3 separate regions of the Homo sapiens genome follow, and all the other regions are linked to region 2. A link is a loop called in an ENCODE intact Hi-C map of the cell type or tissue named here. Cell type or tissue: PC-3. All regions are shown on one strand. Each heading gives the region's core, and the rest is flanking DNA. Links, peaks and the distances in the headings are about the cores only. Region 1 overlaps RTN4 (reticulon 4). Region 2 overlaps EML6 (EMAP like 6). Region 3 has its middle 7.2 kb from the start of CFAP36.

Region 1 (7,766 bases), core at 2,264-7,263, 110 kb before region 2:
GCTGAATTCTTCTCATTTTATCTGGAAAGGGAAGACTATCATTTATGGAACATCTTCTGACCAACAAGCACTCTCACATATTTGTTTCATTTAGGTCTTCACCATAATCTGAAAGAAGGAACCATTTTATAGATGATAAAATCTAAGCCTAAGGATGTTAAGTAACTTTTTCAAGGATACCTGGTAAATTATGTAATAAGCACAATGTTTTTGAGCTTCTGCCGTGTTTCAGACATTGGGCTAACTTCTTATTTGTATTAGTTGTTACCTAGTTTCACAAGAATGAACTGCGATTCCAACTCAGGTTTTGTCCGTTCACAGTTATTTCCTGGTTTTGGAATAAGCAGTTATTGTCCTAACTTTAGCAGGCAATCAAGGTGCTACTGCTTTTATCATATATCTGTTGTGTTGAACCATTAGGCAATGTAAGACATTTCTTGACATCTTAAGATGTCAAGAAAGTTGGTTGCCATCTACATTTTCTCACATATGTAAGGATATTGGAACTAGGGTAACATTCTGTTGCTAGTATGTGGAGACTGAAAAACCCTACTTTGGACAACTGCTATCATCTGTTTATGTTGGTAGGCCATTGGTACAGAAAGGTGCTCATGTTTCCTGTCCAAACTGCTGAGATCTTGACTTAATGATAACTTAATATATGTTTGTTGGTTGCTTGTCACTAATGCACAGAGAATATTTTTAGTTCGTAATCGAAATATAGATTGTGTCTTGCTGAACTAATTGGAACTATTGGTAAGTGAAGTGTAAACCGACCATACATTGATTATTTGTTCATTATAATTAAACTATGTAATACCCAGGATTCACCAAGTAGTATTACCATGATCACTCACTTTAAAAGGGCTTGTTTGTCTAGGTAAATAGTACGAAATTAGCTTTGCAAACTTATATATGTTCATGAATAAGAACTTACATATGTTCATGAATAAGAATTGTTTTGATATTCTTACGACTTAAAATATTTTTCTGAAAAAGTATATATAGCCTTTGAGTTTTTTTACTGAAGTACTGTAGATACTAAGAGTTGATATTTTGTTTAAAATATATTTTTATTGAGCAAATAATATTTGGAAAATTTTGATGTAAGTTGGACTTTATTATGATAAGTAGTTAATCTTAACTGGAAGGCTATCAGTAGATGTACAATGTAGCTAAATTAGAACCTGACTCTTGTTAATAAAGGAAACGATTATATTTACTTTTTAAAAAGTGACATTGTTAAATTAGTGAGGATTTATTTAGTGCTTACTGTGGGCCCAATACAGATTGAAAATAAATATGTACCATAAAAAAGAGATACCTGCTAAATATAATGTGGTTAAATAACTTAATTTTAGGCATTTTACAGACCTGAGTTCTAATTCTGACCCTTTCACTGATTTAGCTGTATGACCCTTGGCAAATGTTTTAATCTACTTGAGCTTCAATATTTTAGTAATAAGGATTTTTTCTAAGGACTTGATAACTATCAGTGAAGTTAGAGCAACAGTTTATGAAGCAGTCTGACATACAATACACGCTCATTGTACAAATTTGAAAAATGTAGAAAAGCATTGAGATGAAAAAAATTATAATCATATTACCCAGACATAATCAATGTTTAATATTTTAGAATATATTATTCTAGTCTACTTTCAATGCACATGTGTTTTGTTTTTGTTTTTGTTTGAGACATAGTCTCGCTCTGTCACTCAGGCTGGAGTAGCAGTGGCGGGATCTCCACTCACTGCAACCTCTGCCTCCTGGGTTCAAGCGATTCTCGTGCCTCAGCCTCCCGAGTAGCTGGGATTACAGGTGTGGGCCACCGTGCCTGGCTAATTTTTGTATTTTTAGTAGAGACAGGGTTTCACCATGTTGGCTAAGCTGGTCCAGAACTCCTGACCTTAAGTGATCTGCCCACCTTGGCCTCCCAAAGTGCTGGGATTAAAGGCATGAACCAGCGCACCTGGCCGCATATGTGTATTTTTAAGAATGTAATAGTGTTTTATGAAATTGGAATCATACTCTATATATTGTTTATAAGCTTTTAAAAACTTTAGTAATGTCTTATATAATGCAAACATTTCCATGTCTTTAAATATTTTGCTGCTGATTTTTTGTACTTAGTGTTCCTTAGTATGGGTATAGTTTAACCAGTCACTTTGCTATTGTTGGACCCTTAGATTGTTCCTTTGTTATTGATAAATAATGCTATTAACCTCTTTATATTTAAATATGTCTTACATATCCCTGAATTATTTTCCATAAATCAATTTGAAATAAAAACCTAGGTTAGTGGGTATGAGCATTTATAAGGGTTTGTATAAAAATTGGCCACCAGAAAAGTTGTACTAATTTTTACCCTTTTATCAGAAGAAGAAAACACCCATTTCTCTACTTTCACCAACAATTCATATTGCTTATTTTTTGATAGATAATATTTTTACATTATACAAAATGCAGAAAGTACAGTGACAGTCACACTTCTTCCTCTCTCTCTGTTGTCCAGCTGCCTAGTGCTGTTTCCTAGAGTTATCTACTATGACTCGTTCCTTAAATATTCTTCTGGACATTCTGTACTAGGTATTTTTTAAAAGCCCTTTACCAGTTTGATAGGTGCAAGTAGTACTTGCTTTTTTGATCTTTGATTATTAGTGAATGTGAACATGTTGGCAGTTTGTATTTCTTCTGTGATTTTTGCTTGTTCATACTCTTTGCCCATTTTTAAATGTAGGTGTTCATTTTTTTCCCTGATTTTATGAGAGTTCTTTACATATAAAGGATGTAAACTCTTGTGTTATAGTTTTCCCTCAGTTTTCTAAAAGATTTTTAGTTTACATTTCAGTGGACATTTTCAGTTTTCACAAAGGAAAATATATTTTTTATTTACTTATAGTTTTAATTTTACACTTAGTTCTGATCTATTTAAAATTGATTTTGGATTCCGATTAGGGATTATTTTGCCCCACGTATTTTTTTGGTGTTAGAGTTGTTTTCCTATTCCCATACTCTGATCTAGCTGCCTAGGGCCAGGCAGCAATCTTGTGGAAAAGCCAGAAAGTTAATGTTTGCCAGATTGCCTTCCATGAACTGGGCAATCAACTGTAGACTACGGGTGTTGGTGCCATCTAGTGTTGCAGATGGAAGATCAAGTCTGTGGAATGATCTATAATTGACTATGTGGAATAAATTCAGTTGGACAGAGAAATTTAGCGAGCTGTGAATATCGTTTTGCACTAACAGATGAGTTTAAAATTTTTATAAACAATTTTGAATATTGACATCTTGTACCAAATCAAACAAATGCTTTAATCATACTACTATAAACATTATGAAATGACCTTAAAGATTCCCCCCAAACCTGGATACTTAAATGAAGACATTAAAGTTTAAGAAGATCTGTTTAGGGCCTAGTGACTATTAATTCTTGAATTCAGAATTTAAAAATGCGTGCTTGAGGCCAGGTGCAGTGGCTCACGTCTGTAATCCCAGCACTTTGGGAGGCTAAGGCGGGCAGATCACGAGGTCAGGAGATCCAGACCATCCTGGCCAACATGGTGAATCCTCGTCTCTACTAAAAATACAAAAATTAGCTGGGCTTGGTGGCACGCACCTGTAGTCCCAGCCACTTGGGAGGCTAGGCAGGAGAATCACTTGAACCCGGGAGGTGGAGGTTGCAGTGAGCCAAGATCGTGCCACTGCATTCCAGCCTGGTGACAGAGCGAGACTCTGTCTCCAAAAAAAAAAAAATGCTTGCTTCAGCAGCACATACTAAAATTGGAATTATACAGAGAAGATTAGCATAGCCCCTGCACAAGAATGACGCATAGAATTTGTGAAGTGTTTCATATTTTTATATAAAAAATTTTTAAAAATGCTTTGGGTGTTTAAGAATATTTGTATGTTTTAGATTATAATGTAAGAAGTTAGCATATTAGTTTTCATAAATAGTGTCACTTTCAGTTTATGAATTTTAGTATTCATTTTTGGTACCTTATGTTAAATTTTTTATAGACTTTAAAATGCTCGTTGTTTTGCTATTTTAACTTGTACTGTCATTCATTTTCTAGACTAAAATCTTTTTCCAGTTCTTAAGATTTAATTCAGTAATGTTGAAGTGCTGTAATTTAGTCCATAGAGGGCATTATATTACAGCATATGGTAGGGTTTTAAAAATTAACTCCTTTCAGTATTGAAACATGTTAATTTCATACCTTTGTGTAGCTCAGAATAGTTAAATTTTGAAATAAGCTTAAAACTACTGTGTAGCTATAATTGTTTCTTATTTTTTAAAAAACATGCCTATTTTCTGTGGCTGGAAAGTATAAATTATTTTAGCTCTCAAGAGCAGTGTACATAAGCAGTCTCTAACTTTCAGAGTAGCATTTTCAATCCAAATGATTGCTGCTTTCCCACCCTCTTTCCCTTGCATCTCTAAATGTTGTAAAGAAAAACGAAGCAAAACAAAAACCTGAGTTTTTCCTGGGTGCAGAAGTAGAGGAAAGAAAGAAATGGAAAAGGAAGAATGTCTTAGAATAAGAGCTGGCTGGGGTGGACTTAACACCTTGCCTAGTGCTGCCTGTTCTAAAATCTAAAATATAACTTTCTACTGTCTGAAATCTTGCCAGTTAGATACCACCCCCCCTACACCCTCCCCCCCCCCCAAAAAAAAACCCACCAAAAAACATACACACAGTTTCTGAGGTCATAAAAGAGTTTCTTGTTTAGTAGGAATTGATTTATGCGTATTTCCTACTTAACAGGTAAGTGCATGAAGGAAACGAGGGTTTGGTCTGAGATGTGAGAAAAGAAACCGTGTAGGTAATTTTACAGCATATTACCCTTTAGAGCTTATCCCTTCATAAGATGCAAAGGAAAGACATTATGGATATGTATTTGGGCAAGTTTTCATCTTTGATTTTTTTGTCATGCTTGGGAGAAGGGGATACTGGGGACATGGACATTGAGGAGTGGGAAATTGCCAAATATGAACTTTGAACAGTTTATTTCAAAAGTTCTGTATAAAGCTGATTTTGAGTTCAGGAAAAGGAGAATACTTTTCCCCTCTTCTCCCCTCCACAAACACACAATATGAAATAGGGCTTAGAATTCATACAACACTTTTATTGGCTTGCAGTATAAATAAAGGAGTTTTCTGTGGCCTCTCCTTTGTGAGCCTTTGCTTTTATGGGAAAAGAGGTTCCTGTCTCAAATAGTCAAAATGCCATTCTGCAAGTTGAGACATGTGCTCTACTTGAAAATTGTCCTCAAAAGAATTAATTTTTTTAAAAGTTAGGTAGTTGAAGGAAAACAAAATAAATGAAGATAAGTTTTTAACAGATTTATGTCCTTTCTTTATTTGACTTGTTAAGTTGGGGTTCATTGTGGAATAGGACCTATAAACTATGCAGATGTACATTTTTCTCAGCTGGAAAATAATAGAACTATACAGCAACGACAATAGTTTGTGTATGAGAGGGGGCAATTCTGTTTAGAAAGATTGGGTTATTGCCTAGAGTTGAAGGACTTAATATATGAGCTTTCTTAGATGTGCCTTACTTGTCTTGTTGCTTCTTAGTTTGATTGTTATTTTTAGCATACTGATAAGTAAATAGCACTTACATAGTGCCTACTTTTTGTCAGGCAATGTCCTAAAGCCTTCTATTTTTAGTAGAGATTATATGATTTTCATAATAAACATAGCCCATCTGGCTTTACATCTTTAACAAATTTGTGTCATATCAGTTTTTCAGATTTAAGCACTTTTTTGCTTAACTTGCCAAACTTAAAACAAGTCTAGTTGAAAAACTTTGTGAGAAAGAACTGGGCAAAATGTCAGTTGATTTCCACAAGCTAGTTTTCCTTGTACACTTACAAAGACCATAAAAATTAAAGAAGTAGATGTCACTATGTAGGCTGAAATGTTTACTAAACTTCAGGGCTCCTATTTTGACTTTTTAATCTGTCAGGGGTGCTATTAAGTATGTTTAATGTTTAGATGAGTGGGTATGTCTTATTACACATTCTTGCCCCTCTCAGACTTTTTTCTTTAATTGTTAAGCCAAATCAAGTACCACGGAAGATACAAGTAGTCTTAAGTGCCGAGTAACTTGATCACAGTAAAACTTTTTTCTTCTACTAGTGAAGTAATCTCTGACTTGAAAATAGTGTTTGAGTACTATAGTTGAGTGTTTTATTCTAATGCTCGTTATTTATTGGCTTTCAGTTTTAAGGGACTTGTTATTAGAAAGTCAGTATTTTGTATTTACTAAATAGTTTGAGATTCTGAATGTTGCGTGGAGAGGCCAGACATTTTCAGGCCATGATATGGCTTGCTGACCGGGTTCTCAAATATCACATTATGCAGGGGTTCAGTGAATAAAGTTTAAAGTTAAATATTAACTCGAGCTGAGAATACTGGGCTCTTTTAAAAATTACTTTTCTTTATTTATGTTTGGAGTTAGAGAGGCAGATAGGGAAATAAATGTGTCATTGATATTCAAGCCACTTCCTTTTTCCCCTCTCATTTTCCTAATTTTAGTTCTTTCTATGTTTAAGTCTTACATGTTTTGTTTTTAGTTTTTTTGGGTACATAATAGGAGTATATATTAATATCAAGCCACTTCTGATATTAAGGATTTTGCAGCCCACAGATAGCAGGTTCCAGAAAATATTATCTCTATTTCATTTTAGCTATACAGTCTTAAGTATGTATTTTTGTACATAGGCTACGTATCTTATAGTATTTTCGCAAATTGCATTTTAAAATATTTTAGCTGATTTGTTAGTGCCTTTTCTGCTTAGGCAGATATAAGTATCAGGTGAATTGATTGTGGAACATAAGTAGAGACACTGCATTGGAATGAAAATCAGTTTTATAAAGTTGAACACAGATTTTAAAAATGCTGTACATAGATTTGTTTTTATATTTTTCAGTAAAATTTTAGGCCAGGTGTGGTGGCTCATACCTGTAATCCCCGCACTTTAGGAGGCTGAGGTGGGAGAATTGCTTGAGCCCAGGAGTTTGTGACCAGCTTGGACAACACAGGGAGACCTCATCTCTAAAAAAAGTGTAAAAATAAAAAATTAACTGGGCATGGTGGCACATGCCTGTGGTGACTGAGATGGGAGGATCTCTTGAGCCTGGGAGGTTGAGGTTGCCATGTGACCAATGATTGCACCACTGCACTCCAGCCTTGGTGACAGAGCGAGACCCTGTGTCAGAAAAAAATAAAAAATAAAATAAAATTATAGTTTGCTTTTATGTCATTTTCCCATGGCAGATTATATCATTAGCCCATGAATATATCTCCCCAAGCTAAGAATCTATTAATACTGTCTGTAGAGGTGTCTAATAAATATTCAAAGATTGAGTTGGAGCAGATGATGATTAAGAGTAAGTGTATGTTTGTAAGTCTCTGGATTTCCATAATTGTAAAAGAGGAAAAAAGATATTAGGAAGATTAAGTTGCTAAAGTTTTCTGTTCAAATAATATGTTCAATAAACATTAGTAATTTGACTTTTATTTTCTGTTTATCTCTTCATAAGGTGCAAAATGCTGAATGTTTTACGTCTTAATGAACTTAGGAGCAATTAAGGAGACTCATCATTTCACAAGCTTGAAATTTAGGCTATTAATATTTGATCAGTCCATTTTTATCTTATTAGGTAACCATTAATTTTAGAGTTTTAAATGAAACTGAAAACCAGTAGCATAATTCGACCATCTGTTAAAAAAAGAAAGAAAAAAAAACTGCATATG
Region 2 (7,766 bases), core at 1,731-6,730:
ATTACAGTCGTTTATATTGTTGTGGGATTCCCCTTTCCCATTTCTAACACTCAACTGCCATTCTCTCTAGAAACAATGCATAAATGGACATTTTTTAAACACAGAAATTCTATTTTAAAAGCCACAACATACTTTACCTCTAGAGTCCCAGTCAATGTGTGTAATATAACTAGAAGCACCTTTACAGATGCCAACCCTTTTGCTTGTAAGTACGTTGTAAATATCCACAAAGTTATCATGGGATGCCACGGCAAGGTATTTTCCCGTATCTGTTAAGAAAAATGTGGGGTTAACATCGAAGCATTTTATATAGGAATTTACTTCCAGGAACTTAGTATTTTAAAAGTGGGAAAATGGTCAAAGAAACATTTGAAATAGTTCATTCTTGTAATTTTTTGTCCCAAGACTGTGCTATTTTAAAAAGTATCTGCTGTCATCTTCACCTTTTGAAAACTTAATATCAGAGATCATTTCTTTTCTGTGATGGAAAGAGACCATGTCTTCAACAGTGTCAGCATTTACCACCAGGAAACTCCCATCGTTCAAGCCAACCGCTAAGGCTTTCCCATCAGGGGAAAAGGCACAGCATCTTCCACCTACAGAAGAATCCACAAAAAACACTTATTATCCAAAACTTCACTGTCAAGCAAACCACATGAAAAGATGAAGAAATCTGATGATGTGCATTATGTATGGACACGTGACTGCCTTTAAATTGACACTACACTTGTGAGAACTAAAACTTCCTAATTTAAGACACCTCTTGTCTGGGCGCAGCAGCTCATGCCTGTAATCCCAGCACTTTGGAAGGTCGAGGCAGGTGGAACTCTTGAGCCCAGGAGTTCGAGACCAGTCTGGGCCACATTCCGTAGGTTAAAAATTAGTTGAAAAGTTATTTTTTGTAGAGGCGAAACCCACCCTGTACAAAAAGTAAAGAAATAAGCTAGGTGCAGTGGCTTATGCCTGTAATCCCAGCACCTTGGGAGGCCAAGGCAGGTGGATTGCTTGAGCCCTGGAGTTCAAGACCAGCCTGGGCAACGCAGCAAAATCCCATCTCTACAAAAAATACAAAAATTAGCCAGGAATAGTGGCACATGCCTGTAATTCCAACTACTCAGGAGGCAAGGTGGAAGGATCACTTGAGCTTTGGAGGTGGAGGGTGCAGTGAGCAGTGATCATGCCATGGCACTCCAGACTGGATGACAGAGGGAGACCCTGTCTCAAGAAAATAAAATTAAGTATCTCTTCTCCCCAAGTCCAAGGAAAAAGATCATAATATCAAAAATACATTTTCAACTTCCATGAGGTTTATTCATTCATTTATGAGTATTTAAATACCTGGGGTTTCCAAAAAATAAGTGGGGTAAATGGAGAAAAGGAGTATAGGGTTAATAGGACCAGTATCTTTGCTTCGAAGAAAAGAGGTAATATTTAAGAATAGGAGTTCTATAATAAAATTTCCAGAAACCATTTTTTTTAAATATTAAGCCTTACATACAACTTGCTTTAGAGGACCTCATTCTTTTAGTTGCTCCAATTCTCTGATCCACGGATTGTAATGTATAACTCTAGAGGTGAAAGATGTTGTTCTTGCCTCTTCTGTCACGCGAAGAATGGAATCTGAACATTCTCCCAAGGGGTTTCTGGAAAACTAATTGGCACTAGGGTGATGGTGCTCCATGAACCATGTTCTCTACTCCTTTGTAGGGTCACAAAGACATTTCTGAATCAGGAGCATGGACTTTGCAAAGGTATGTCTAAAAGGAAACTGATTCAAGAACATGCCTACCCTCTGCCACCATTCTTATTGTCGAGCGTTGTAAGCACACCCCAGGGATAGGACAGCCAGGTGGCCTTGTGCCAGGGCATTTAATACCGAGCCTCTTTACCAACTCCTCTGTTCATGGTATGCTGAAAGCTGTGTTCATGCTCAAAACTGACGTGCCAGTACTGAGACAATGAAAATACAAGCCTGCCCTTGAAGAGCATCATCAAGATTAGGTTAATCACAATCTATCGTACAGACCAAGACACGTTTGAGAGTGAAAAGGAAAGCTATTAATAATTATACCAGAACAACAGGGGTAAACTGGGTTGAATGGTTATCCTATCTAAGATGGGTCAATAGTTGTTCAACTAATTTTTAACTTAGAGAATAAAGTCCATTCACTGACATTCAAGTCCTTCACAGTGAGGACTTGGCCTATCATTCCCCCGATATAAACTAGTAGCCAAAATGATTCTAGCCTGTAGTGATTACGAGCATGGGCTTTGGACTTAGATTTGGGAAATCCTGCCTCCACCATTTACCAATCCCCAGGAGCCTAGTGTAAAGACAGGCAACACGGCAGAGGGAAATAGTGTTAAGCAGTGGCCACAGGTGTGTTCTCACAGTCACACTGCATGGGTTTGAATTTGGTTCCATTACCTACTAAATGTGCAAACTAATTAAGCTTCCTGTGCCTCAGTTTTCTGATTTGTAAGTGGCAATAATAATAGCCTTACTCATGGGGTTCCTACAAAGACTACATGGAAAGAGCTGGCATAGTTGTTGGCTCAGCCATATTAGCCACCATCACTATTGTTACTACTGTTTTGACACCTTTCTTCATTTTATTACCCTAGAATACAATCCTCATGTCTGCTTATAAAATTACTCAGTACAAATATTTTAGGGTCAGACCTCAATTTCATCCTTCCCTCTTAAGAACTTTTACAGATCCTTCAAGCCTCAGCTCGTCACCTCTCTGATGAAGCATTTCCAAGCAGTAGATGTCCTCTGAGGCTCCAGGGTACTTTGTGCCAAATATCTTTAGTTTGTCCTTTCACATCCCCTTTTTGCCCTTGTCCACCCTGCTCTGTGCCTGAAGCTGGTCTGCATGGAGAGCATCAATGGGCTCCCTTGTCCTCTGGTTTCAGGTTGACTTTGGCCAACGGGGAGCACTGGTGGGAAATTAGAGAGATGGAGGAAGAATAGGGAGGCCGGGCCATTTATTTCCCTGGCTGCCTCCCGCAGGGTCACTGCATGCTGGCAGAGTCCCCTGCTATCAGTCGTGGCTTCTCTCAGGCTGCCATCTCATGTGGCTCTCATATTCAAGGTTGCAGCAATTGTCCTCTCCTCCTGTCCCTTCAAGCCCAGGGCCAGTGAGAGCAGCCGCCATTACTAGCTGCATAGTGCTGCACTATCCCTGGTCATTTCCTCATACCTTCCCCATCCCTTTATATAAATAGTCCCATTTTAAAGACTCTCCTCGAATTACCCAATTTGAATGGATATGTTGCTGAGACTCTGTTCAAGTCCTGTCTATCTCTGACACTAGAGATGGGACCATTCATCATGGGATCCCCTGTGCCTGCCACACAGAAGCTACTTAATAAATGTTTGCTGAATTTGTACCTCTCAGTACACCTCATAGTTCTAGTGCATTTAGGTGTTCAAGACATATTTACTCATTTCTTAAGTATTATATTTCTATATAATTGATGTTTGTTTTCAAGTCATAAAATAAGTTCTGGAGACTGTTACAAAATAAATAGCATTCTTTAAAAGCTGATGAATTTCAATTGACTCCCACAGCTCTCAATGAGAAGAGGAAGGACATATTGCCCCCAGGTGGCAAATATCTGTGCAGTGCAAGGAAAATGAAGTGAAAAATGGAGCTGGATTAGGCCAGCCTTCTGGCATAATTCTACATGTGCTTAGTTATGACTGTAGCAACCAATATAAAATTCTCATTGCCCAGCATATTTATGGGCATATAACACGTGCCCTCAGTAAATATTAACTGAGTGAATAAATATGACACATTCTGTTACTTGTAAATACTCTGACAGATGTGTAAGGTGGTGTTATGTACCTTTTTTGAGTTTCCGTACTGCCAGCATACGGTGCTGGGCAGATAGTTCCCAGATGCGAAGTGTTTTATCATCGCTCACTGTTGCACAGATGGGCAGGAGAGGGTGAGCTGCCAACCCCCACACTTCTCCTTCCATGTGCCCCTGTGGGAGAGGAAAAGGGGCAACATAAACTCTACTTATGCTGTTTGGCTAGCCCTTCTTTAGCCTGGTGCTACATATTCAGTCCAAGAGTACCACAAAAAAGCACAAATAGGAATAAACACACTTTGAGCTTCCTTGAACCAAAATCATCACCCGAAATAATTTTTTCATTTAAACTTGAATCTACAGCTAGACCTACACGATGCTAAATCATTCATTTGCAAAGCAAAACATGAACTCATTGCTTATTGGTTTTGTTTATATGATGCCAAACATCTTTCCATTTAGAAACATCCAGGTAAATGGTGAAATGCCTGCTTTTCTGTTGTTTCATACTAAATAAACATAGTATATATGTACCCTCCTAGTAAAGCAGCTTAATCACAAGGACACAAACCACTTCCTTCAGTTAAATCATATTCTAAAAGATGCAGGTACGACCCATTCATGTCAGTGAAATTGAAGAGCAATATTCTAATTATTTATGCAATTTTAGTCCTTTGAATGTGTAGCATTCGGCAGAGCAGAAGTAAAGGAAGCTAAATTTTCATTTCAAGCGTCCTCGGTGTAGCCCAGGTTCTGCGTCTGTTCACAAATTGGTCTGTCCATGTGCCAACAATGAACATCAAAAACTGAAAGGTGCTTAATAAGCACTGGACCAATTCCATGTATCTGTATCTTATCACAAACACACTTGGCTGGCTTAGAATAATAACTAAGAGAAAGCAGTATTTTTTTATAACGAACACTTAACAGGGAGAAAATGAATTTGATTCTCATAATTTTTCACTCTATAATGCAGTGTGTAAAGATTAGTGCTACAGAGCAATAAAACAGACCAGATTAACTGTTTACTGAATTTTGGCTTTTTAATGGCTAATTACAAAAAGGCTTTGCTTAGTAAAGCAAAAAGGAAGCCCACACACAGGCATCTGAAAGGTGTTTGTAGCTGGAATGCTTTGGGGAACAGGTGGCTTTCCAAAGAGAAATTGGATGATTCCAATTTAACTGAGAAGCTATTTGAGCAAAACAGTAATTTGGCAGAAGATGTAAAGTTCCAAATACAACTGACATTCAAATATGAGAAAATGAGGGCTGAAGGATACAGACATTGTTTTTGAATTTATTGGATTTGAGGACACCCTACATCCCCGGTTTTCTAGCCTTCTCTTTGGAAGCCTCCCAGCCCCAGAGTCACAGTCAGGGTACAGCTCAGGGGTCAACCTCACATCTTCCCAGACTGACTCTGCTTGAAGCTCTTCTATAGACTGAGCCCCTTTGTGTATTTTAGTTAAGAACAAGATTGTGGGACCCAGAGATCCTTTTAAACCACTGCCTTATATTGACATCAAAATTGTATTTCCTTAATCTGTTTATTTTAATCCCCGTGTAACACAGGATCGGACAGTAAGCGAGGCAGGCTTGAAGGACCTTGAATGGCTCAAGGAAATGGGCTTAGGATCCTGCTTTGCTGCTGATCACCCACAAAGCTGATCATAAACAGCTGTACAACTGCGAGCTGACTGCTTCAAAGCACACATGACGGGAAATGCCACAACCCATCACCTGCCATTCTCCCCTCCCCCAACCTTATTTTCTCTTAAAAAATAAGCAGTCTATTCCAACTGTGATTGGATTGCCGTGCCACCAAAACCGGCAAAGTGGATCTAAAATCTTCTTCCGGCAGGACAGCCCATCGTCTCACTCACACTGCCTCTACAGTTCCTTCACTTTCCCTTGCTGTCTCTATCATCTCTCAGAACAGGACTGTGACACGGTCCTGGGCAAGCAGGAAGCCCTTATTCCACTGCACATATACACAGCACAGAGCAGACCTGGGCAGGAGCCCAACAAACATTGACTGAACTGAAATAATGAGATCCACCTAAGAGGAAATAGCAAATGAGAGAGCAGAAGACGAAAAAAAGATGCTGAAAAAAAAAAAAGGGAGAGAATGGTACACATGTAGGTGGCAAAGATGGTAACTAACATCTGGTCTGAAGCTTCCAGCAGCTCAACCAGCCACCCCATAGCTCAGGGGCTTTCCTGAAGTGTCCAAGCTAAGAGATGTGGGGAACAGCCTGGTGAGGTGAACAAGGGCTCTGGCAAACCTTGGTTGGAATCCCAGCTCTGCAGTTCTTAGCATGTGACTGTGGGTAATTTTCTGGGCTTTAGGTCCCTCATCTATAAAACAATGTAACAGAGCCAATCTGTTGTGGAGATGAGACAAATGTCGTACAACGGTATTGCCTGACACAGAGTAGGTGCTCAATATATGATTGCTGTGGTTATTTTTCTTATTAGAGCAATAGAAACAAACATAGGAAAGAATAGAATTGTAGAGAATTAAGAAGTGAAAAGCCTTGGTCAAGCATAAAACATATTTAAACCAAACTACCTCAAGTGTAACAAAATAAGAGAGAAAACAAAGTTTAGATCTTACAGTATTATTTAAATCATATTGGGGCATAAATCTTCTAAAATATCTAGCAATATAGCATACATGGAAACAATTTACATTCTCAAACATTTGGAGATTAAAAAGTAAATAAATACTTTTCAGTAAAATTAAATTAGAAGTTATGGCCAGAAAAAAAAAGATTTAGTTTGGAAGAAAACAACAAAAGCAAGAACAGCTGGAGAACAAAGACCTCATTGCCTCAAGGATGCATCTCCAGCCTAGTTCTCTAGCCTGGCTGCAAGGCACGACCAGCTGCAGAGCTTTCGAGGTTTGTTTTTAACATAGATTTTTTCTTTTAAAAACACAGACTTGTTCAGGATATCCAGGGTGGGATTTGGGCACCTGTGTTTTTAAAGCCTTGCAGTGTCCTGAGCCATAGTGTATATGCACATGTGTTTCCATGATACAGTAAGTCAGAGGGACCCTCTCAGTGGGATTTGGGGATTCACTCGTAATACAGCAAGCCTGCAGGCATCAATCACTCAGAGATCAAGGCAAGGAGGGGAAGCTCCTGCACTGGAATCTTGGAAGTTCTGACTGCTCATATGATCAGTGCATTTTCTTTTCTCTCCAACTTCTGAACACACATCCTTCACCCCTCACCATGCCTCTTCCACCTAAATATGGTCTTATCCATCACCAAACTGGGCAGGACTACCTAACGCACCTCCACATCCTACCACATCCCCATCCTTGAGGTGAGATTTTATCATTTCTTGGCTCCTAAAAGGTTCTGTTACATTTATTTTAGTTCAATTTTACCTAAATATGACTTTTGAGGGAAGACAGGGACTAAGGAGGATGCAATTTGCTTATGTGGACCAAGGCTGAGACTATAGTGAGGCCCACATTCCAAAGGGGCACAGGTGCATCTGGCATGTGGGGAGCAGGTAATTTGTCTTGTTCATTTTATGGACGGACAGATTGACAGGACTTACATCTAAGGCACTTCTTCCACACCTGGACCCAATTTAGATAATGAGATTCTGGACTTTGAGCAGATCCTGTAATGTGATAAGGCTCTTGGGGACCTTGGAGGTGGAGGTAAAGGATTCTGTATGTGGTAGGGACATGAATAACTGGTGGCCAGAGGGTGGCCAGTGACGGTGACCCTCATACTCCTCTTGTGTTTTCACACTCTTGCATAATCACCTCCCTTTGAGTGTGGTATGACCTGTGACTTGTTTCTAACCAACAGCATATGGCAAAGGCAATGGAATGTTATGATTCCACATATGTGATGACATAATTATGTAACATAAAATTGTAGTATCTATTTTTTTCCCCTCTGTTTTTGGCTTTGAGA
Region 3 (7,766 bases), core at 1,813-6,812, 610 kb before region 2:
TGAGCCGATATTGCACCTCTGTACTCCACCCTGGGCAACAGAGTGAGACCCTGTCTCCAAAAAAAAAAAAAAAAGATACATGTAACAAAACTAAAATAGATGCACACACATAAATAAATATATATACACAGTACATGACACACATACACACACCAAGCACTTTTACCATGGGGTTGATAAAGGCTAGGATTACAGGCGTGAGCCACCGCGCCTGGCTGAGAACACATATTAAAAGTACTTGGGATTATGCTAGGTACTTAGTAAATGCTTAATACATATTAGATATTGTTATTGTATGTAGTTTAGGTATCGGTTTGCTTAAAAATTTGCAGCATGAATGCAAGGAACTATTCATTTTATTTTGCCTCTTCTTTCAATGACAAATCATTTGTGTTTTTTGCTGCAGCCCTAGGAAATCTCTTGCTTCTCCCCATCCCCTGTACTGATACTGAGTGTCTGCCCTACTAAAGGAATATAAAATTCAAATCGTAACAACATGACTGCATTTTCAAGGACCTTGTGAATAACAATTATTCACATTTATATAGTACTTTACAGTTTACAAAGAGATTACATCTATTTGACTTACAGCAAACTTGTGAGCTAAATAAAGATGATATTAAGATTTTCTCCCTCTTTTAAATGGTGTATTAGTTTGCTAGGACTGCTATAACAAATTACCACAGACTGGGTGGCTTGAGCGGCAGACATTTATTTTCTGAAAGTTCTGAAGTCTATGTCTCTGATCAAGTTATTGGCAGGGTTGGTTTCCTTTGAGGCTTCTCGTCTTGGCTTGCAGATGGCTGTCTTCTCCCTGTGTCTATACCTGGTCTTACCCCTATACAGCCTATGTACTAATCTCCGTTTCTTATAAGCATATCAGTCATATTGGATTAAGGCCCCCTAATAACCTCATTTTAACTTAATTACCTCTTTAAAAACCTTATCTCCAAATATCGCATTCTGAGGCACTGTGGACTATCACTTCAGCATATGAATTTGAGGGTAACACAAATTCCACACATTAACAGATGGAAGAACTGAGTCTGTGAGGTCAAGTGTCTTGCCCAGGCTCAGAGCACAGTCAGGACTTGTTTTCTGTACTAGACACCTAAGCAACAAGGAAACTTCTAATTTTCACTTTCTGATATATCATGGAATTTTTTCCACATCATTGAAAACACTTCTACATAATCCTTTTTAATATTACCTAGTTTCCCATTGTGTGATCATAATTTATGTAAGCAATCCTGCATTGATCTAAGATGTTTCTTGCACTTTTTAAAAAAATATGCCTGGGAAACATAGCGAGACCCTGCCTCTGCAAAAGAAAAAAAAAAATTATCCAGGAATGGTGGCAAGCACCTGTAGTCTCAGCTACTCAGGAGGCTGAGATGGGAAGATTGCTTGAATTCAGGAGTTGGAGGCTGCAGTGAGCTCTGATTACACCACTGTACTCCAGCCTGGGCAACAGAGTGAGACCCTGTCTTAAAATAATAATAATAACAACAATAATAATAATTCTACTATGAGCACCCTTGTAATTAAATATTTGCCACTAACCTTTATCATTTTGTGAAGATGAATTCCTAAAAGTAGAATTGTTGAATCACACATTATGCGGCTTTTAAAGATACTTCTACTTACTTTTTTTAAGAGTTAAGTATTGCACCTCCTACAATAATCATGGTTAAATGTTAAGTAGTTATCTTTTTTATAGTAGTGTTTTATATTCATGAGTCTACACATCCATACACATGCACAGATATATCTCAGATAGTTTGGATATTGCAAAATTAATCAAGGAAAGACTATTGTGAATTCTGGAGGAGGCTGACTCATTAATTTCACGAGTGGATCTCCAACTCCAACACAATGTTTGGCACTGAGAAACCCTCATTGAATATTTGATGAATATCTGAATGATAATCTAAGAATATAGTGCCTTACATTTGCCTAAAAATAATCTATTTATCTTTGCTGCCCCTGGGAGAGATGGTAAAGTTGTAACTACTGCAAAACAGGATTTCATTTTGTTTTAACACTAACAAAACATGCTTACATTCTAGATCAGAGGGCTTAAAGTAACTATTAGCAATAGGCTTAAAAATACCCACACAATGGAAGTGTTATTTTAAAAAATAATTTATAGACCGTATAGAACGTCACTAATGAATTCAGCTTTCAAGAGCAGGAAAAAGGTCACTGCTTTAATCCTGTTAATTGCCTTTATTCTGGCTCTAGAAATTTTAGAAGTTCTAAATTATAAGTTCATTGCAAATATTCTTATTTGATTATTTGGCTCATATAACGGCAAAGGAATAGAGGAGGTTTCCATGGGTTGGCAAATAAATAATTACCTGTCATATTTTGAAATTCTCCCAATGAGTTGTTACCTTTTTCATTGCATTTGCAAATGTAACATCACAAAATTGCCATTGTTTTTTCAATTTTTTTGTTTTCTGTTTCTCATAATCTATAAAATATTCAGCAGCTCAATTTAAAATAGAGAAATAACAAAAACACATTAAGCTTTCAAATTGCAGCTAAACACATTAATTTGGTGTAAAATGCTATAACCTAAAATCCTTTCTTTCTTTACTCATTGAGTGCATACTATGCTTGAAGCATTAGGCTGAAAACATAGAACTACAGATGTGTTACATTCTAAATTCCAACTGTTTGACAATTTGCTTTTTTTTCAGGATAGAATGTGGTTTCTTCATCTCTAAATGTTTTGTGGGACTATTCCTGCATTTTGACTTCCCTTTCTTTATTCATTAAGGTTTTCCCCATTGTTTTATTATTTGATTTGTGTATAGGTAAATAATCATTCTGTCCGTTTTACTTTCTTCTCTTCTACCTTTTATTACTTACTGAGTTGACTCTTTCATGTGTCTTCCATTGTGTTTTCTCACCTATTTTCCTGATTTTTTTCCTTTTAAGTACTGTATTAGTGACTTTGGGGAGGACAACTAACTTATGGAAAATGTTTATGTCTACCTTAGCTCTAATTCAAGTTCTCTTAAAGGCAGCTTTGACCTAAATTAATGGACTCTAAACTCTTTTGATCAGATACTCCATCAATAAAAAAATGTTTGAACACTCCCCGTAATATATGAGTATATATTTATGTACAAATGATATACATGTAATATACATTTATGAATATAAATAATTATATAATGTATGATTTAAAAACAAAAGTTGACAATGGAAATTAACAAAGGATGAGATTAAAATATGTATGTTGATGTTCGCATACTTTTTCTCTGAGCATCAATGGATCATCTTGTGCACCCACTGTGGAGGCCACTAGCTTGGGCTTTATCCTTGTCAGACAAGTAAGGAAATCAATGAGTGTCCTATTTACTCTAGTCCCTTTTAGAATATTCTGGGGAAAATGATGATGATAACTTCAAGATTCATATTTGGAACCCAGGACATTGAGCTTAACAATAATATATGTGCCTTGAAAAAATCAAACATTACAGAACTACACAATGAAGAAAGTGAAAGTCTCCCATTTTTCTTACTATCTAAAGAAAACCATTGTAATTGTTTGGTTATTGGCCTCCACATTTTTTTAAATGAACATATTAACGTATATTATTATCTTCTTTAACCAAAATGTGGCCATTCTCATTTATACGAGTTGTTTCATTACTTAATTTTCCAAGGATATCTTTCTGTGTTGATAAAAAGAGATTTTCTTTTAAAAGGATGCATGGGCCAGATGCCGTAGCTCATGCCTGTAATCCCAGCATTTTGGGAGGCCAAGGCAGGCAGATCTCTCAAGCCCAGGAGTTCAAGACCAGCCTGGCAACATGGTGGAACCACCATCTCTACAAAAAAAACAATAATTTGTTGGGCTTGTTGGCTCCTGCTTGTAGTCCCAGCTACTCGGGAGGCTAAGGTGGGATGTTTGCTTGAGCCTGGGAGGTCAAGGCTGCAGTGAGCCCTGACTGCGCCAGTACACTCCGGCCTGGGTGACAGAGTGAGATCTTGTCTCTAAAAAATAATAAATAAATAAATAAATAAATAAAAGATGCATGTGTTCCATTGTATGATGTATCTTAACTTATTTAATAAGTACTTATTCATACTCATTCCCAATGTTTCGCTCTCATAAACAATGGTACAATAAACATTCATGTACATATATTTTTGCATTCTTCCCTGGGTGTTTTCATAAGATAAAAGTGGAATTCTGGGTGTAAGGATATGAAATGTTTTTGGAACAATAAAATTTTCCATTGGTATTACTTAATTGCCCTCCAAAAGATAGCAGTAATACCCTCCCCAAAAGATTGGCTGCTTATTTTCCCATATCCTCTTTAGCGCTAAAAGGTATTAGCGTTTCAATGTTCTTTTTGGTCTGGAATGAAAAAAAATTTTTACTTGTTTTAATTTGCCTTTGTTTAATTGTTAATGTGACTGAGGATTCTTTTATATATTGGTCACATATTTGTGGGAGCAATAATTTTTTGTTGTTTCTATTTTTAACTTTTCATTATGGAAATTTGCAAGCATACAGAAAAGAAACATCATGCTTTAAAAATTGTCAGCGTTTTTTGCCAAACCAAGACGTCATATTATTTTATATAGGAAGTAGGATTGGAAGATGTCATTTAATGCCCTTTTGACCCAGGCACTCACTCCTAATTCCTTGGCTTTCCATAACAAGTTGTGAACTGTCTTGCTGCAGTGAAAACGTAGGTGCTGATTTAGATCACCAGAGGGCAGACCACGGGAAAAAAGGGAAAAAAGGAAAGGAAATCAACATCAACCAAGATCCTGCTTCAGTGTGACCCAGAGGTCTTAGGGAGCTTGCTCTCCCATTAATATTGGAGAGGAGGGGAGATTAATCAGAGGCATTGTTTTAAACCGTAGTAATGCATTTAATTATCTGATAGTAATATATTTAATTATCTGAGAGTAATGTATTTTATTATCAGATAAAATATGTTTTCTCATGAATTTCTAATCATTCTTTTATGGCATCCAAAAATTATGTTTTAATTACAATTGCATCAAATCTGTAAGACAGTTTGAAAAAAAAAGGTCCTTATGATATTTATTTTTCCTGTTGAAGAATATGGTGTTTTCCCCATTTAAGTCTTCATTTGTATCTCTCAATCAGCATTGTAGTTTTCCTTATAAAGATCATGCATATCACTCATTTTGCTTGGGTGAGTTTATTTTACATACATTCTAATTGGGTTTTGATGATTTTACAGAAATATACTGATTTTAGCAGCATTAACATTTAATATCTTTTTTTTTTTTTTTTTTTTAGACAGAATCTCGCTCTGTCTCACAGGCTGGAGTGCAGTGGCATGATCTCGGCTCACTGCAAACTCCGCCTCGCAGGTTCATGCCATTCTCCTGTCTCAGCCTCCCGAGTATCTGGGACTACAGGCACCCGCCACCACGCCCGGCTAATTTTTTGTATTTTTTAGTAGAGACGGGGTTTCACCATGTTAGCCAAGATGGTTTTCACCGTGTTAGCCAGGGTGATCTCGATCTCCTGACCTCGTGATCCGCCCGCCTCAGCCTCCCAAAGTGCTAGGATTACAGGCATGAGCCACCGTGCCTGGCCAATATCTGTGTTCTTTTATTAATTATAGTAGTTATGAGGTGATTCTTTTTAATTTTCTTGCTATGCAATCATATATTCTAAAAAATATATATTTTTTGTTTTTGCCCTTCCACTGTTTCTCTTTTTTCTGTTTCGTATTTTATTACAGTCACTAAAGATGATAAACAATGTGAAATGTTTAATAATGATGATAAAGAATGAATCTTTAGGCCAGGCACAGTGGCTCACACCCTATAATCCCAGCACTTTGGGAGGCCAAGGTGGGAGGATTGCTTCAGCCCAGGAGTTTCATACCAGCCTGGGAAACATTTTGAGATCCTGTCCCTACAGAACATACAAATAAAATTAGCCATGTGTGGTGTGCATCTGTGGCCCCAGTTACTGGGGAGGCTGAGGTAGGTGGATCCCTTGAGCCCAGGAGGTGGAGGCTGCAGTGATCTGTGATTGCACCAGGGCACTCCAGCCTGGGTGTCAAAGGGAGACTCTGTCTCAAAAAAAAAAAAAAAAGACAAAAGAATACATCTTTACCAGGTATAACTGACTTTTTAAAATTTTTAAGAAAGGCTGGGCATGGTGGCTCACGCCTGTAATCCCAGCACTTTGGGAAGCTGAGCAGGCGGATCACCTGAGGTCAGGAGTTCAAGACAAGCCTGGCCAACATGGTGAAATCCCATATCTACTAAAAATAAAAAAATTAGCTAGGTGTGGTGGTGCAAGCCTGTAATCCCAGCTACTCAGGAGGCTGAGGCAGGAGGATCATTTGAACCTGGGAGGCGAGGGATACAGTGAGCCAAGATCATGCCACTGCATTCCAGCCTGGGTGACAAGAGCAAAACTTCATCTCAAAAAAAAAAATTGTAAGAAATACTCTTCATTATGCTTATTTTAATTTTTTTTTCACCCAGCCTGGGCAACAGAGCAAGACTCTTTGTCTCGAAACAAAGAAAAAAAAAGTTTTTATAGAGATGGGGGTCTCACTGTGTTACCCAGGGTGGTCTTGAAGTCCTGTGCTCAAGCAATTCTCCCACTTTGGCCTCCCAAAGTGCTGGGATTACAGACATAAGCCACCTTGCCCAGCCCAGGTTAAGGTTTTAATGTATTTTTGAACTGTTTGCTGGCATTTTAACTATTTTATATCTAATATTTATAGTAGGATTTGTCTTACTAAAATTTTTTGGTGTATCACATCTTTATTGAATTATAGTGTCAGAGCTATGTTTAGCTCATAAGAGAACTAGATAATATACAATTATTTTCTCTTTTGTTCCAGAAAAATATATAATGATTTTTATCCATGTCAGTATTATTTATATATTCCTAAGGCATTTCTGAAAAGAATGCTGTTTTTAAAATTTAAAAGTGGAAAATAAATAAATGTTTGTATCACAGTAGAGACATTTTATAATTCAAAACCCTTAACTGTTAATAGAGGTTATTTTTTTTCTACCCCTACATGTTAAAGAAGTGCCTACCAAACTCATCATAAAAGATTATTTCTGTCTGGGTGTGCTATGGGTTATACTATTATATAAAGCAGACAAAATCCTTTATTTTCCTCAGCTGTTCTGCTCAGTCACAGAAAGAATAAAATGATGCCTAGTTATTCAGCATCTGAAATGTTATACCAAGTCAAAAGTTGCTGCATATTTACTTTTCACAAGAAGCTATTGCATTTCTTAGGTGCTGGAAGATAATAGCCACAATAAGCCATTACATTTCTTACTAGCTTATAGATAATAAAATTCCAAGGAAGTCTTCCTTGGAAGAAAAAGGCAGTAAAGAATTTGACCCTTGTTTTATCTAGTTGTATATCTTGCCTCTAAAAGTAACTTTTCAAGCCAGCAAGGGTGTGTAAATAAAGAAAAAGAAAAAAAATAGAAGTAACTCATAGCATGGATAATTAAAAAGTAGTTGTGATAAACTTCCAGGTAAGTAATATTGATAAAGCTTAATTATGACCCTTTCACTCACAACTGGTCATACTCCATGACAGCATCAACAGAACTTTCTACCCTAATGAAAATGTTCTATTTCTGCATGTCCAGTGTGCTCTGTGTCCAGTGTGGCTCTTGAGAGCTTGAAATATGGCTTGTACAACTGAGAAACTGAATTTTCTTTTAATTTAATTTAATTTATTTATTTATTTTGAAATGGGGTCTTGCTC

The links. Peaks named below come from ENCODE experiments on the same cell type or tissue, not always from the same donor. Only the 100,000 strongest peaks of a DNase experiment are listed, where the experiment ranks them.
Region 1: it touches region 2 in a loop (7-fold over the local background); 50 of 110 quality-filtered maps call a loop at or near these places.
Region 3: a loop joins it to region 2, with 7 times the contacts of the local background. A loop is called at or near these places in 2 of 110 quality-filtered maps.

Annotation. Positions count from the first base shown.
Region 1 is chr2:55,010,510-55,018,275 of GRCh38, reverse strand. All of the region lies in intron 3 of RTN4 (reticulon 4), which reads left to right. It also overlaps the pseudogene RNU6-433P. Among named protein-coding and RNA genes, the nearest start is that of RTN4, 36 kb to the left of the region's middle. RefSeq lists a silencer at 7,138-7,197. In PC-3, for the core only: CTCF peaks have their summits at 3,138 (motif pointing left) and 4,147; a DNase peak (open chromatin) is centred at 3,105; H3K27ac peaks cover 1,602 bases.
Region 2 is chr2:54,895,874-54,903,639 of GRCh38, reverse strand. It overlaps EML6 (EMAP like 6), which reads right to left. Exons shown (of 42, transcript NM_001039753.4): 22 at 3,858-3,999; 23 at 444-596; 24 at 138-269. Among named protein-coding and RNA genes, the nearest start is that of EML6-AS1, 150 kb to the right of the region's middle. RefSeq lists an enhancer at 1-4. In PC-3, for the core only: a CTCF peak has its summit at 3,605 (motif pointing left); a DNase peak (open chromatin) is centred at 3,639; H3K4me3 peaks cover 543 bases; H3K27ac peaks cover 1,379 bases.
Region 3 is chr2:55,508,668-55,516,433 of GRCh38, reverse strand. No RefSeq gene overlaps it. Among named protein-coding and RNA genes, the nearest start is that of CFAP36, 7.2 kb to the left of the region's middle. In PC-3, for the core only: CTCF peaks have their summits at 4,528 and 4,733 (motif pointing right); a DNase peak (open chromatin) is centred at 4,743.